2 separate regions of the Homo sapiens genome follow, and region 1 is linked to region 2. Evidence: chromatin contacts called from ENCODE Hi-C data. All regions are on one chromosome and are shown on one strand. The core of a region is the stretch at or near the end of the contact, and the rest is flanking DNA. Distances in the headings are between cores, read along the strand shown.

What was found. A loop is a pair of places that touch in the nucleus more often than their neighbours do.
Region 1: a loop to region 2 is called in a map of sciatic nerve, with 4 times the contacts of the local background. The contact joins the promoter of COA3 here to the enhancer-like site in region 2. A Hi-C loop is called at or near these places in 1 of 168 maps with a recorded cell type or tissue (sciatic nerve).

Annotation. Positions count from the first base shown.
Region 1 is chr17:42,797,308-42,804,364 of GRCh38, reverse strand. COA3 (cytochrome c oxidase assembly factor 3) reads left to right here and starts at 5,661. Exons shown (of 2, transcript NM_001040431.3): 1 at 5,661-5,897; 2 at 6,198-6,740. The coding sequence starts at 5,684. The coding sequence ends at 6,304. It overlaps CNTD1 (cyclin N-terminal domain containing 1), which reads right to left and starts at 5,504. Exons shown (of 7, transcript NM_173478.3): 1 at 5,129-5,504; 2 at 670-745; 3 at 1-140. The coding sequence starts at 5,297. RefSeq lists enhancers at 5,649-5,698, 5,719-5,768, 5,909-5,978.
Region 2 is chr17:42,206,614-42,213,489 of GRCh38, reverse strand. It overlaps STAT5B (signal transducer and activator of transcription 5B), which reads left to right. Exons shown (of 19, transcript NM_012448.4): 13 at 1,300-1,506; 14 at 2,993-3,087; 15 at 3,189-3,319; 16 at 5,762-5,932. Among named protein-coding and RNA genes, the nearest start is that of GHDC, 16 kb to the right of the region's middle. Within about 2 kb of position 1,334, at least 11 of the 41 ENCODE cell types and tissues checked have a DNase peak (open chromatin) inside an H3K27ac peak, as active enhancers do.

The DNA.
Region 1 (7,057 bases), core at 4,412-6,911, 590 kb before region 2:
GAACACATGACACAAGACGGAGAGTAAACTTGTTGACAAGCTGCTGTTTCAGAGCCCTCCAATTCTGAGACTCTCTCTTATTATCTCTTGGCTGGATTGTGGCTTGCCTGCAGATGTTCTCTGCCTGTTTTACCATAAACCTGTAGGGAAGGGAGGGAGAGTAAACAATCCTCACTCACACAAACTAAAGGGAGTTTAACTTGCTGGTTAAGAAATTTACATTTGAGGCTGAGCATGGTGGCTCACACCTGTAATCCCAGCACTTTGGGAGGCCAAGGCAGGCAGATGACTTGAGCCCAGGAGTTCAAGACCACCCTGGGCAACATGGCAAAAGCCCATCTCTAAAAAAAAAAAAATAGCCAAGTGCGAAGTGTGGAGGCACATGCTTGTAGTCCCAGCTACTCAGGAAGCTGAGGTGGGAGGATCACTTGAGCCCAGGAGGTCAAGGCTGCAGTGAGCCAAGATCCCACCAGGCACTCCAGCCTGGGTGACAGAGCAAGACCCTGTCTCAAAACAACAATAACAACAAAGAAATTTATATTTGCAAGTTAGAGAGGGTGTAAAACCAGGTCTCAGGGTAAGGGGCAACTACTCATACTTTCTTAAAGATGTAGGTACATTAGCCACTCTGAGAGGTGCCGTTCAAAAGGCATTATGCCAGGGCTTTACCTTTCTAGGATTTCTACAGCCTGGTAGCTCACAGATTTCTCCAGACACCATTGTTCAGACAGGAGAAAAACAAACTCTGCCAAAACAGGAAAAAAGAGCCTAATTCACAAGATGCAACCAAAACCACTCTGTGAACTCTTGGCATTGTGTAAAAGCCGTGATGGGGCCAAGGGAAGAGGGTCAGGAGGTGAGAAAGATGAGACTAAAACAACCAAAGCTGAGCTTAGTTTCTTTTGCTGCCAATAGGCAGATCAGAGACATGTAAAGGAGGCTGACTGAGTGCCAAAGACAAGGGCTTACCAAGCCCCCTCAGTGACCCTTGAGCCTTCCTGTGGGTTTCAGCTGATAAAAGGCTTGGCCAGTTACACACAAACATACCAGCTGGTCTATGTGACCTCTACACCATGCTGGGAACCCCCAGCTTCAAGGAAGATTCTTGGATGGATAAAAACCCTAACTCCTATATTCTGTTTTCTGTGGAATGTTGGCAGGAACAGAAAGATCCCTCCTGGAGCTTTGATATTCTTTATGACACTGTTTGTTTAGTAACCACCCTCTGGAGAACTCCCATTGCTTTACAAACACAAGTCACCTTACAGCTGGACACCATCTCTCCACCACCAGTTTGCTGGGTAAATCTGTGGTGGCTGAGCCTCTCCCCAGGAGCAAGTGTGTTACTGTGAAGTGGCTTGTTTTGAAGAAACATCCCCTAAATTGGAGAACATAGCCCAATTTAGGGGGAGGGAGTCATTGGGAAGGTGGGAAGGGTGAGATACCTTGGCAAGATTTTAGCCTGCCTCTGTTTCTCTTTGAAAGAACAGCTCCAGATAGAATTATATTTATCTTGCAATATCATTAGAGGGTGGAAACAAGGGTAAATGTCAGTTCTCAACAAAGAAAGCTCCTACAGACTGAAGACCTTTTAGCATTGATCCGTAGAGAATTACACATTTAGTCAAATAATCATATGTCTTCAGAGAAAACTTAACTTTCTTAGAAAATTTAGTCAAGCTTACACAAGTAACAATCTACTCAACACACATTACACATAGATAGATGTACAAAACCTCATCGTTACAGAGGCTACAGTTTGGCTAGCAATGTCCAATGCAGGACAGAATTAGTTTAAGCAATTCAGCATAATACCCTAGAACATATAATTGTGTCTCTTATTAGTCATTTTATTTGCTGGACTTTAGGCTTTATTTCTTAGTTTTGTTCTTTGTGTATGTGTGCAGTTGTTAAGTTTTGGTTTGGTTTTGCTCTGAATTATCTGAGCATTTGTTTCTGTTTTCCATTTTAATTTGCCAAAAAAACTGAGCTTGGATTAGGTGGAATGGATGAGGGTTACACCTTTCCCTTGCTATTGGCCCCACCTCCTCGATAACAAGCATACTCAGATCTGCTATTAACTAAAAGACCCTCCCCTTTTAACCTCTCTCTTTCCCATCACTGTTGAATTTTTTTTTAAATAAATAAATAAATAAATAATAAATAGACGGGATTGTCCTATGTTGCCCAGGCTGGTCTCAAACTCCTGGGCTCAAGCAATCCTCCCATCTCAGCCTCGCTGTTGAATTACTTGAAAGCCTGGCTTACACACCCACTGCTTCCACTTCATCGTTCACTTCCTAATTTTCTATCTGTTGGCTTCTACCTTTCCTAACTTGCTGAAATGATTCTCAGAGGACAGTAAATATGTCCAAATTGTTAAATATCATGGCTTTTTGCAATCTTTAGTTCTGTTGATATCCCTAAAGCATCTGAAACTTCTGACCATTATCCTTTTCAAAGTCTCCTCTTGGCTGCCAAAAGTCCCTTGGTTCTGTTCCTATCTCCTCCTTTTATTTCCTTCACAAGTCTTCTTACTCCAATTCCCTGAACACAAAGTGTTTTCCCAAGGAACTGTCCTTGACCTGCTTTTCTTTTCTCCTTCTAGGAGCTTATCCTCTGCCACAGTTTCAACAATATCATTGTGAAGATAACTTGAAAACCTTGATCTCCATTTCTGACCTCTCTTCTAACCTACTCTTTGAATAGTCTACAAGAACACTTCTTTTAGATGTTCTGCAAACACCTTAAACTCAGCAGATCCAAAACTAAAGCTATTATACACACACACACACACACACACACACACACATATATTATATATATATATATATATATATATATATATATATATTTTTTTTTTTTTTTTGAGACAAGGTCTCACTCTGTTACCCAGGCTGGAATGCAATGGCGTGATCTTGGCTCACTGCAACCTCTGCCTCCCGGGTTCCAGCCATTCTCCTGCCTCAGCCTCCCAAGTAGCTGGGATTACAGGTACCTGCCACCATGCCTGGCTAATTTTTGTATTTTTAGTAGAGATGGGGTTTCACCATGTTGGCCAGGCTCCAAAGCCATTATTATCTTTCCCAAACAAAAGTCACTTTTCCTCCTGCTTTATTTATGTAGTGTGTCTGTGTTTTTTGTGTTGTTTTTTTTTGTTGTTGTTTTTTTTTTTTTTGGGAGACAGAGTCTTGCTCTGTGGCCTAGGCTGGAGCGCAGTGGCACAATCTTGGCTCACTGCAACCTCCGCCTCCCAGGTTCAAGCCATTCCCCTGCCTCGGCCTCCCGAGTAGCTGGGACTACAGGTGCCTGCCACCATGCCCAGCTAATTTTTGTGTTTTTAATAGAGACAGGGTTTCACTATGTTGGCCAGGCTGGTCTCGAACCCCTGACCTCGTGATCCACCCGCCTCAGCCTCTCAAAGTGTTGGGAATACAGGCGTGAGCCACCGTGCCCGGCCGTGTCTGTGTGTTTCTTTTAATGACCACTATACTTCCAGTCTTCCAGGCTCAACCGTTTAGCATAGTCACGTTTTCCTCCTTCACTTCCTAAATTTATCCACAGCAGAACCCTAGACTTTGCCTCTAGAATGTTTTTAATCCACCCTCCCTTGTTATTCCCTCTGCCCTATCACCTAGCCTACTGACATTGACTCTACCTGTCTGCCTACATCCCATCTCCCTCTGGTTTAATCCATCCTTTACCTCCTTTACATCACTGCCAAAATAATGTTTACTAAGGCAGGGTTACCATCGTATCCCTTATTTTAAAACCTTCACTCCCTTATTTAAAAACCTTCAATGTCTTCTTGGTTTCCTACCAAACCAAGGATAAACTCTTCCCCTTGGCATTCAAACTTCCACATGGAATGTCTCCAAACTACCTTTCCAGTATTAATTTCAACTATTCTTCCACATGCACTGGCCAACATGGACTACACTGTACCCACATGCACCCTAAGCACCCCATTTCCATAGCTTTACTCATGCTACCTCTTTTTGGTAGAAACACTGTCTCCTTCCTCCCCCTTCACCAACCCAATGTCCTCCTTCCTTCAAGGTCTGCCTGAAATGTCCCGATGCCTGGGCCATCCCCTGAATTCTTCCTATTACCCCATCGCTCCTCTCAACCCCCATAAACGCTTGTTTTATTTCTCTCTGACGTCTCTTATCTAACCATAGTACCTAGTCATTGCATATTTGTTCTAATATCTCCCCCAAATTGCACATGGTTTGAAGGCAAGACCTCTATCTCTATTTCATCTTTCTTTTCTCTTTTTTTTTTTTTTTTTTTTTAGACAGAGTCTCGCTCTGTCACCCGTCACTCAGGCTGGAGTGTAGTGGCGCCATCTCAGCTCACTGCAAGCTCCGCCTCCCGGGTTCATGCCATTCTCCTCCCTCAGCCTCCGGAGTAGCTGGGACTACAGGCGCCCGCCACCACACCCGGCTTTTTTTTGTATTTTTAGTAGAGACGGGGTTTCACCATGTTAGCCAGGATGGTCTCGATCTCCTGACCTCGTGATCTGCCCGCCTCAGCCTCCCAAAATGCTGGGATTACAGGCGTGAGCCACCGCGCCCAGCCTTTTTTTTTTTTTTTTTTTTTTTTTTTTTTTGAGACGGAGTTTCATTCTTGTCGTCTAGGCTGAAGTGCAATGGCACGATTTCGGCTCACTGCAACTTCCGCCTCCTGGGTTCAAACAGTTCTCCTGTCTCAACCTCCCGAGTAGCTGGGATTAGAGGTGCGCGCCACCAGTCCTGGCTAATTTTTGTACTTTTAGTAGAGACAGGATTTCACCATGTTGGTCAGGCTGGTCTCGAACTCCTGACCTCAGGTGAACCTCCCACCTCAGCCTCCCAAAGTGCTGGGATTACAGGTGTAAGCCACCATGCCTGGCCCTCTATTTCATCTTTCTAGCCAAGCGGTGCCACTCAAGTATTCCATACATGTCGAAGAAATCAAGGGGAGGGCACTGTTGTGACTTATCCATCACTATATCCCCAGCACCCCACAGAGAGGTGTTAGCAAACATTCTCTGAATGAATAAAATCAACGGAATCTCAAGGTCGGTGCCTGAAAGACACAAGCCCCAGTCTCCCAAGAACCCAGCACCCCGGCCCTGCAGCCGCACCCACGATCTGGGGCTCCCTGAAGCGGCCCAGCCGCCCCGAAGCCTCCCTCACTGCTTGCTCATTCTGCTGGGCCAAGTGAAGCAGGGCGTCTTCAATCGTCTCTGTGGCGACAACTCCAAACTGAAAGTCAACGAGGGAGGCCGATCGTGGCCTCATGGGTCCGTCCATATTCACGAGCCTCTTGGGGCACCTGGACGGGTTCACTGGATCCACATACCGACCCCCTTAGCTCCTCTCCAGTCTTCTGCCACACCCTGGATTCCTCGTCCCCTTCCAATGAGTGTGTCGTCGCCTCAAGTCTGAGGAAAACCCAATTACCACCACAGCCTCGAACCCTCCACAGCTTTTTCCCGCCCCAACGGCCACGGACTCCTCAGCCAATCAGAAAGCACGTCCGCTTCTCACCTCCCGCGTCCATCCCCTGTGCCCGGGAACCGCGGCTCTGCCCCGCAAAGGGCACGCGGACTACAACTCCCAGAGTCCACTGCAGCGGCCAAGGGCTACTGTTCCCAGCGAGGCCCGCGCGGCGGCACCGCGAAGGGAGGAGTGGCAACATGGCGTCTTCGGGAGCTGGTGACCCTCTGGATTCTAAGCGTGGAGAGGCCCCGTTCGCTCAGCGTATCGACCCGACTCGGGAGAAGCTGACACCCGAGCAACTGCATTCCATGCGGCAGGCGGAGCTTGCCCAGTGGCAGAAGGTCCTACCACGGCGGCGAACCCGGAACATCGTGACCGGCCTAGGCATCGGGGCCCTGGTGTTGGCTATTTGTATCCGTCCGTGTTGTAGACTCAAGGGGACCGCATATAGGGGCAGGGGAACAGAGTGTGCAAGAGGGCTGAACCACCCGTTTAATTTTGGGGTAAAATGGGTAGTACTTTCCTTTGTTATTCCTAAGGTACTCTTTTAATTTGATTTATTAATAATAACGGAATTGGGGTTCAGGGTTTAGAAACAGCAGCGGCGGGAAGCCGGAATCACTGATTTGGGAGAGTAACAAGAGTGGTAGAGCAAATCTAGGAAAGGGGAATGTGCATATTCTGTGTGGTTTCCTGAACCTACCTCCCCAGATGGTTACACCTTCTACTCGATTTCCCAGGAGCGTTTCCTAGATGAGCTAGAAGACGAGGCCAAAGCTGCCCGAGCCCGAGCTCTGGCAAGGGCGTCAGGGTCCTAATCTGGATGGGTATTGATCATGTCCAACCTGCTGGAGCCCCTTCACATGGTGGATGATGCCCCATGACCCTGTAGAAATTGAATCCTGCTCACAACATTGTTGGCCTTCTTACTAACCTTGGACCGTGATTGAGCCCAAGAAACCAGGGACTTACGCATTTGGCCAATGTCAAAAGAACAGAACTTTGCCCACTGCACACTTGCTGTGTACAATGACTGAGCCCTTTCTTGTAGTTTGTTTCCTTGTTTGAGAGGTGTGCATGCGACCGTGGCTTTTCCCAAAGTTTCTGACTTTGTGGTTTACCCCCTTCACCTTCCAGGGACGCAGTTGTTACGAGGTTAGACGTGGCAGCTCTGTGCAGTGTTTGAGCCTACAGTGGGATACATAGGGTCAAATTGAGAATAATAAACTGAGTCATTCTCCTGGAGTCAAGTGAGTATGGAGGCTGAGAGGCAGCATATGGCACTTCATGCTGGAAAGCTTCACAAGCAGTAGCTGCAGTGGTGGCATTGCCCCAGGGAGCTGTAAATGTTTAACTAGAATTACTTTTTCCATGAGATCTTTCCACCTGATTTAAGGGAGAGATCACTGGGCAGTTTGAGACTGAACCCACGTCTTAGGGGAAGGAAGGTCACTCTTCTGTCCTCTACCCACAAGAACATACTGTAACTCTACTGCTTTTCCCATCCCCAGAGAGAGGGAGGGAGAGAGAGGTGGATGAAGGGTGAAAGACAAGCAGTCTTCATTCTTTTA
Region 2 (6,876 bases), core at 85-2,584:
TATGCCTGCAATCCCAGCACTTTGGGAGGCCAAGGCAAGCGGATCTCTTGAGCCCAGGAATTTGAGGCCAGCCTTGTCAACATAGCAAAACCCTGTCTCTACAAAAAACACACAAATTAGCCAGGCATGGTGGTGCACGCCTGTAGTCCCAGCTGTTTGGGAGGCTGAGGTAGGATAATTACTTGAGCTAAGGAGGCAGAAGTTGCAATGAGCCAAGATTGGGCCACTGTACTCCAGCCTGGATGACAGAGCGAGACCTTACCTAAAAAAAAAAATAATTGTGGAAATTTATTCTCCATATATATTTGCCTATGTGTCCTGTGGGTCAAATAACATAAGAACATTGCAGCATTGTTAGTAATAGCTAAAGATGAGGCTGTAACACTGATGCCCATCTATGGGGGTCTGGTGAAATTTCTTTATGTGCTGATGGGAGGTCTCCCAGATAGAGGATTAAGTGAAAAGAGGAAGATGCAGAACATGTGGATTTTGTGCTGTCATTTGTGAAGAAAAGGAAAAGGTATATGTCATTGCTGGCATGCATAGAATATCTTTGGTGGGATACACAAGAAACTGTGTTAGGTGCCTTTAAAGAAAAGAACTGGGTTGCTGGGAGACAGGGATAGGGAGTGACTTCACTGTGTAGCCGTCTGTGCTTTTTGAATTTTAAATCATGTGAAAATCACCTATTGAAAAAAGTGTTTGTAACAAAATAAAATGGAGTACTATGGCTGAACGGGTTGAAAAGCAGTTTATTAAAAGTTAATCTTCTAACCTATTTCTCAATAAAGCCATCCAACTCAAAATTTCCACTCTTCCATACCAAGTTGTTTTACTTTGAGCTAGAATTCTTGGCAGAAGGAGTCGAGGGCAATGATTCCACGTGTGTACACACATGCCGACACGTGTGCACACATACGCACACTCTCTCTGTTTGTACCTAGAGGACCAGTCTTTCAGATTTCTAAATTCCCAAGGTGTTTACAATCTAAGAGCCAGACCTTGGTTATGTTTTGGTTTGTGGCCGTTAGAACATAGGATTTGACTGTTAGTTCAGCAGCTCATTTACAAAACAGCATGGATAGCATGGGTTACCTTCTAGTTGTGTGTAAAGAAGGTGAAACGGAACCTTCTGAATTTCACAGAACCGTGTACCCCAGCAGAGTCTGAATTTATCCTCAGGCCCTGCAAGACAAATGTGTGTAACCACTCCCAGCCATCAGCGTTTTTCTTTTGTGGCTTGAGGGAATAAATCATGCAACTGTTTTCTCATCAGATTCTGGCCTCTCTCCCTCTCAGGGCAGGGTGCCATTTGCCGTGCCTGACAAAGTGCTGTGGCCACAGCTGTGTGAGGCGCTCAACATGAAATTCAAGGCCGAAGTGCAGAGCAACCGGGGCCTGACCAAGGAGAACCTCGTGTTCCTGGCGCAGAAACTGTTCAACAACAGCAGCAGCCACCTGGAGGACTACAGTGGCCTGTCTGTGTCCTGGTCCCAGTTCAACAGGGTGAGGAGCCCAGCTGCCAGCCGCTGTTAGATCAGTCCTTCCCAACCAGATGCTCTCAGGAGTCTCCCTGCCCTGGGCCCTTATTCTTCATGTCTCTAATAAAATGTACCGAAAGTAATAGAAGCTTCTGACTAGATGGACAACTTGAGAGTTACCCAGGTCACGTGTAGAAAATTACATCTTTGCATATTTTAAATAAGTTGACCTTTGTCTACAGTTAATGCATTTTCTTCCTTTGTAAAGGAAATAGAGCAAAGCAGATGTTAACATAGCTCATGAGAAGCAAAGCTTTTGAGGGGATGCGAACTCTGGGCCTCTCTCCCCTTTACTCTCTTATGTTCCCCATGTGTAATGCCAGATCAGGCTCCTATGGGACCCTCAACCCACAAAGAGGGATGCTGATGAAAGAAACTCCTCCTCTAGCATCTGCTAATTCAGACGTCACTTTGATTTTATTTTTATTCATTTTTTTTTTTTGAGACAGAGTTTCGCTCTTGTTGCCCAGGCTGGACTGCAATGGCACGATCTTGGCTCACCGCAACCGCCGCCTCCTGGTTTCAAGCGATTCTCCTGCCTCAGCCTCCCGAGTAGCTGGGATTACAGGCATGCGGCACCACGCCCCGCAATTTTGTATTTTTAGTGGAGACGGGGTTTCTCCATGTTGGTCAGGCTGGTCTCGAACTCCCGACCTCAGGTGATCTGCCCGCCTCGGCCTCCCAAAGTGCTGGGATTACAGGCGTGAGTCCACTGTGCCCACCCTATTTATTTTTGTTTATTTATTTATTTTTGAGATGGTGTCTCGCTCTGTCACAAGGAGTGCAGTGGTACATTCTGGGCTCACTGCAACCTCCGTCTCCCAGATTCAAGTGATTCTCCTGTCTCAGCCTCCTGAGTAGCCGGGATTACAGGCACCCGCCACCATGTCCAGCCAATTTTTGTATTTTTAGTAGAGACGGGGTTTCACCATGTTGGCCAGGATGGTCTCAAACTCCTGACCTCAAGTGATCTGCCTACCTCAGCCTCCCAAAGTGCTGGGATTACAGACGTGAGCCACCATGCCCGGCTATCACCTTGATTTGAATTTAATTTTTGTTTCTTTTCCTACACCCCCCACCCCCAAGGTGTTTTAAATGTTTAATTTGGAGCCTAACAACGTGCATTTCTCAGAAGCTCCCAGGTGACACTGATGCTTCTGGTCACAGACCACACATCGAAACTAGCAAGGGACGGGTCAGCCCAGTCCCAGGTGAAAGTGTCTGTAGCAGGAGCCCACTGGGTGCTGGTAACTGCAGTTTGGTATTTTCCCCTTCTTCCCTCTTTTCCTCTCCATGGGGCCATTAGGTAAAACTCAGGTAGGCGGGGATATTTGTATGCCTCTGACAAGGGTAGATGTTTGTTTCCCATTTAATTTTTCCAATTAAATATGTGTATAATATTCCAAGTGTTACTCTGGTGTTCTTATGTTCACTGTTGTATCTCCAACCAGGAGAATTTACCAGGACGGAATTACACTTTCTGGCAATGGTTTGACGGTGTGATGGAAGTGTTAAAAAAACATCTCAAGCCTCATTGGAATGATGGGTGAGAATCATTATTTCTTAAGGCGCCGACAGAGTCTGAAGGTCTTCTCTCTGGCATCGTAAGTCACACTCTGCTTCTGTCCTTTGTCCTTGGTGATCCAGGGCCATTTTGGGGTTTGTAAACAAGCAACAGGCCCATGACCTACTCATTAACAAGCCAGATGGGACCTTCCTCCTGAGATTCAGTGACTCAGAAATTGGCGGCATCACCATTGCTTGGAAGTTTGATTCTCGTGAGTGCCCCTCCCTTCTTATGTCCAAAGTTAGCTGCTTTCGTTACAAAATTATTTTAACAAATAATTTAGTGGGTACTTACTATTTGTTGAGGTCAGTACTAATTATGGGAAACATAAATGTATAGCCATGACATACTCATAATAAGGCAGCCTATGAAAAATACTATTATGGGAAACACAATTGCTAATTTGGTTATACATGAAAGTATATGGCAGCATGGTTACACATGAACATTTAACCATGACATGGCTACCTATGATACAAGAGTCCGTGCAGAATCTCAGTTGCTTCCCTCTTAAAATGTTTGCCTTATTGTACTACTCTGCATAAAGCTTATTTCAGTGAAGAATTTGATGATTTGGAGTTCTTACAGTAGTAAAAATATTCCTTTATCCTAATTAACATATGGATATTGCCATCAACCATTTCTACCCAAGATGTTAGTTCTTTTCTTTTTTTGAAACAGGGTCTCACTCTTTTGCCCGGGCTGGAGTGCAGCGGCACAAACATGGCTCACTGCAGCCTTGACCTCCTGGCCTCAAGCAGTCCTCCTCCCTTAGCCTCCCGATTAGCTGGGACCACAGACGTGCACCACCACACCCATCTAATTTTTAAATTTTTTGTATGTTGCCCAGGCTGGTCTCGAACTCCTGGGCTCAAACAATCCCCCACTTTGGCTTCCCAAAGTATTGGGATTACGGGCTTGAGCCACTGCACCAGGGCATCAGGAAAGTTAGTTCTCTCCTCTGACCCTCACAATAAGGGTAGCTTGCTGGTTCATTTTCTGTGAATTAAAGTTTTTAATAACTTTTGGCTGGGTGCGGTGGCTCATGCCTGTAATCCCAGCACTTTGGGAGCCTCAGGCAGGAGGATCTCTTGAGGCCAGGAGTTCAAGCCCAGCTTGGGCAACATAGTAAGACCCTGTCTCTAAGTAAATAAATAAATAAATAAGTTAATTAGGTGGGCATGGTGGTGCTCATGGTGTGCGCCTGTAGTCCCAGCTACTCTGGAGGGTGAGGTGGGATGATCACTTGACCCTGGGAGTTCAAGGTTACAGTGAGTCATGATCACATCACTGTACTCCAGCCTGGGCAACAGAGTAAGACCCTGTCTCTTAAAAGAAAAAAAAAAAAAGGCTGGGTGCGGTGGCTCACGCCTGTAATCCCAGCACTTTGGGAGGCCAAGGCAGGCGGATCATGAGGTCAGGAGATCGAGACCATCCTGGCCATCACAGTGAAACCCCCGTCTCTACTAAAAACACAAAAAAATTAGCCGGGTGTAGTTGTGGGCACCTGTAGTCCCAGCTACTTGGGAGGCTGAGGCAGGAGAATGGCGTGAACCCGGGAGGCGGAGCTTGCAGTGAGCCGAGATCGCGCCACTGCACTCCAGCCTGGGCAACAGAGCAAGACTCCATCTCGAAAAAAAAAAAATTCATCACTTTTAATAGCTCTTATGCTTTCTCTGGTTGTGGGCATGCTTCCTAGCTTTTATATATCTTTGTATGGGAAATCAGGGATTGGGGGCCAGTAAAAACTGTTTCTTCTACTGAGGGCTAGAATACTGTTTGAACTTGAAACGTCTGAGATCATTGGATCTCTTGGGAAGTGATTTTTGTATTACCTGCTTATCTACCCATGGCTTTTATTTTTATTTATTTATTTATTTATTTATTTTTGAGATGGGGTCTCTGTCACCCAGGCTGGAGTGCAGTGTCATGATCTCAGCTCACTGCAACCTCCACCTCCCAGCTTCAAGCCATTCTCCTACCTCAGCATAGTACCTGGGACTACGGATGAGTGCCACCACACTTGGCTGATTTTTGTATTTTTAGTAGAGACAGGGTTCATCATGTTAGCCAGGCTGGTCTTGAACTCCTGACCTCAGGTGATCCACCTGCCTAGGCCTCCAAAAGTGTGGGATTACAGGCATGAGCCAACATGCCTGGCCCCTACCCATGGCTTTTAAAACTATTTCAGGCCGGGCACGGTGGCTCACGCCTGTAATCCCAGCACTTTGGGAGGCTGAGGTGGGTGGATCATGAGGTCAGGAGATCAAGACCATCCTGGCTGACATAGGGAAACTCCATCTCTACTAAAAATACAAAATTAGCCAGGTGTGGTGGCGCGTGCCTGTAATCCCAGCTACTTGGGAGGCTGAGGCAGGAGAATCGCTTGAACCAGGGAGTTGGAGGTTGCAGTGAGCCAAGATCGCACCACTGCACTCCAACCTGGTAACAGAGTGAGACTCCGTCTCAAAATAAGTAAGTAAGTAAGTAAATAAATAAAAGTATTTCATCTATAACCCATGGTTATTTTTAAATGGAGATTTCTATTGGAGCCATTATAATGGCAAGCTTGAATTTATAGTATGTTGGGGTTTTAAGATTTCCTAATTCAGAAATCATGTTTAGAATGTGATTGTTCTGTTTATTGATCTAGAGGAAAGAATGTTTTGGAATCTGATGCCTTTTACCACCAGAGACTTCTCCATTCGGTCCCTAGCCGACCGCTTGGGAGACTTGAATTACCTTATCTACGTGTTTCCTGATCGGCCAAAAGATGAAGTATACTCCAAATACTACACACCAGTTCCCTGCGAGTCTGCTACTGGTAACAATGTTCGCATTCTGATTTGATTTTGTTGTGTGTGTGTGTGTGTGTGTGTGTGTGTGTGTGTGTGCATACCTGCGTGTGTTATCTCTCTTGTGTGAAAACCCACACAATTACCATTCAGTGAGAGCAGTTTGAGCATTTTCCAGGGCAGATGTAAACCTTGGGCTGGATTCTTCAGTCATACAGAAAACACATCTACCACTAACCCCAAATATCAAATTGAAGAAAACAAATTCTTTTTAATACAAGCTTAGATCAAACAAAATTAGGTAAAATTTTGTTTTTCATGACAGAGATGGTTTTATTGCTTTCTGAGTTTAGAAGTATTACATATTTATTATAAAATTTTCAGAAGACACATAAAGGCATAAAAAAGAAAACAGGCTGGGTACGGTGGGTCATGCCTGTAATCCCAGAACTTTGGGAGGCCAAGGCAGGCGGATCATTTGAGGTCAGGAGTTCCAGACCAGCCTGGCCAACATGGTGAAACCCTATCTCTACAAAAAATACAAAAATTAGGTGTGGTGGCAGGCACTTGTAATCGCAGGTACTCGGGAGGCTGAGGCATGAGAATCACTTGAACCCAGGAGGTGGAGATTGCAGTGAGCTGAGACCACGCCACCACACTCCAGCCTGGGCAATAGGGTGAGACTCAGTCTCAAAAAAAAAAAAAAAAGGAAGGTCGGGCGTGGTGGCTCACACCTATAATCCCAGCACTTTGGGAGGCTGAGGCAGGCAGATCACCTGAGGTCGGGAGTTCAAGACCAGCCTGACCAACGTGGAGAAACCCCACCTCTACTGAAAATACAAAATTAGCCTGGCATGGTGGCGCATGCCTGTAATCCCAGCTACTCGGGAAGGCTGAGGCAGGAGAATTGCTTGAACCCGAGAGGTGGAAGTTGTGGTGAGCTGAAATCGTGCCATTGCACTCCAGCCTGGGC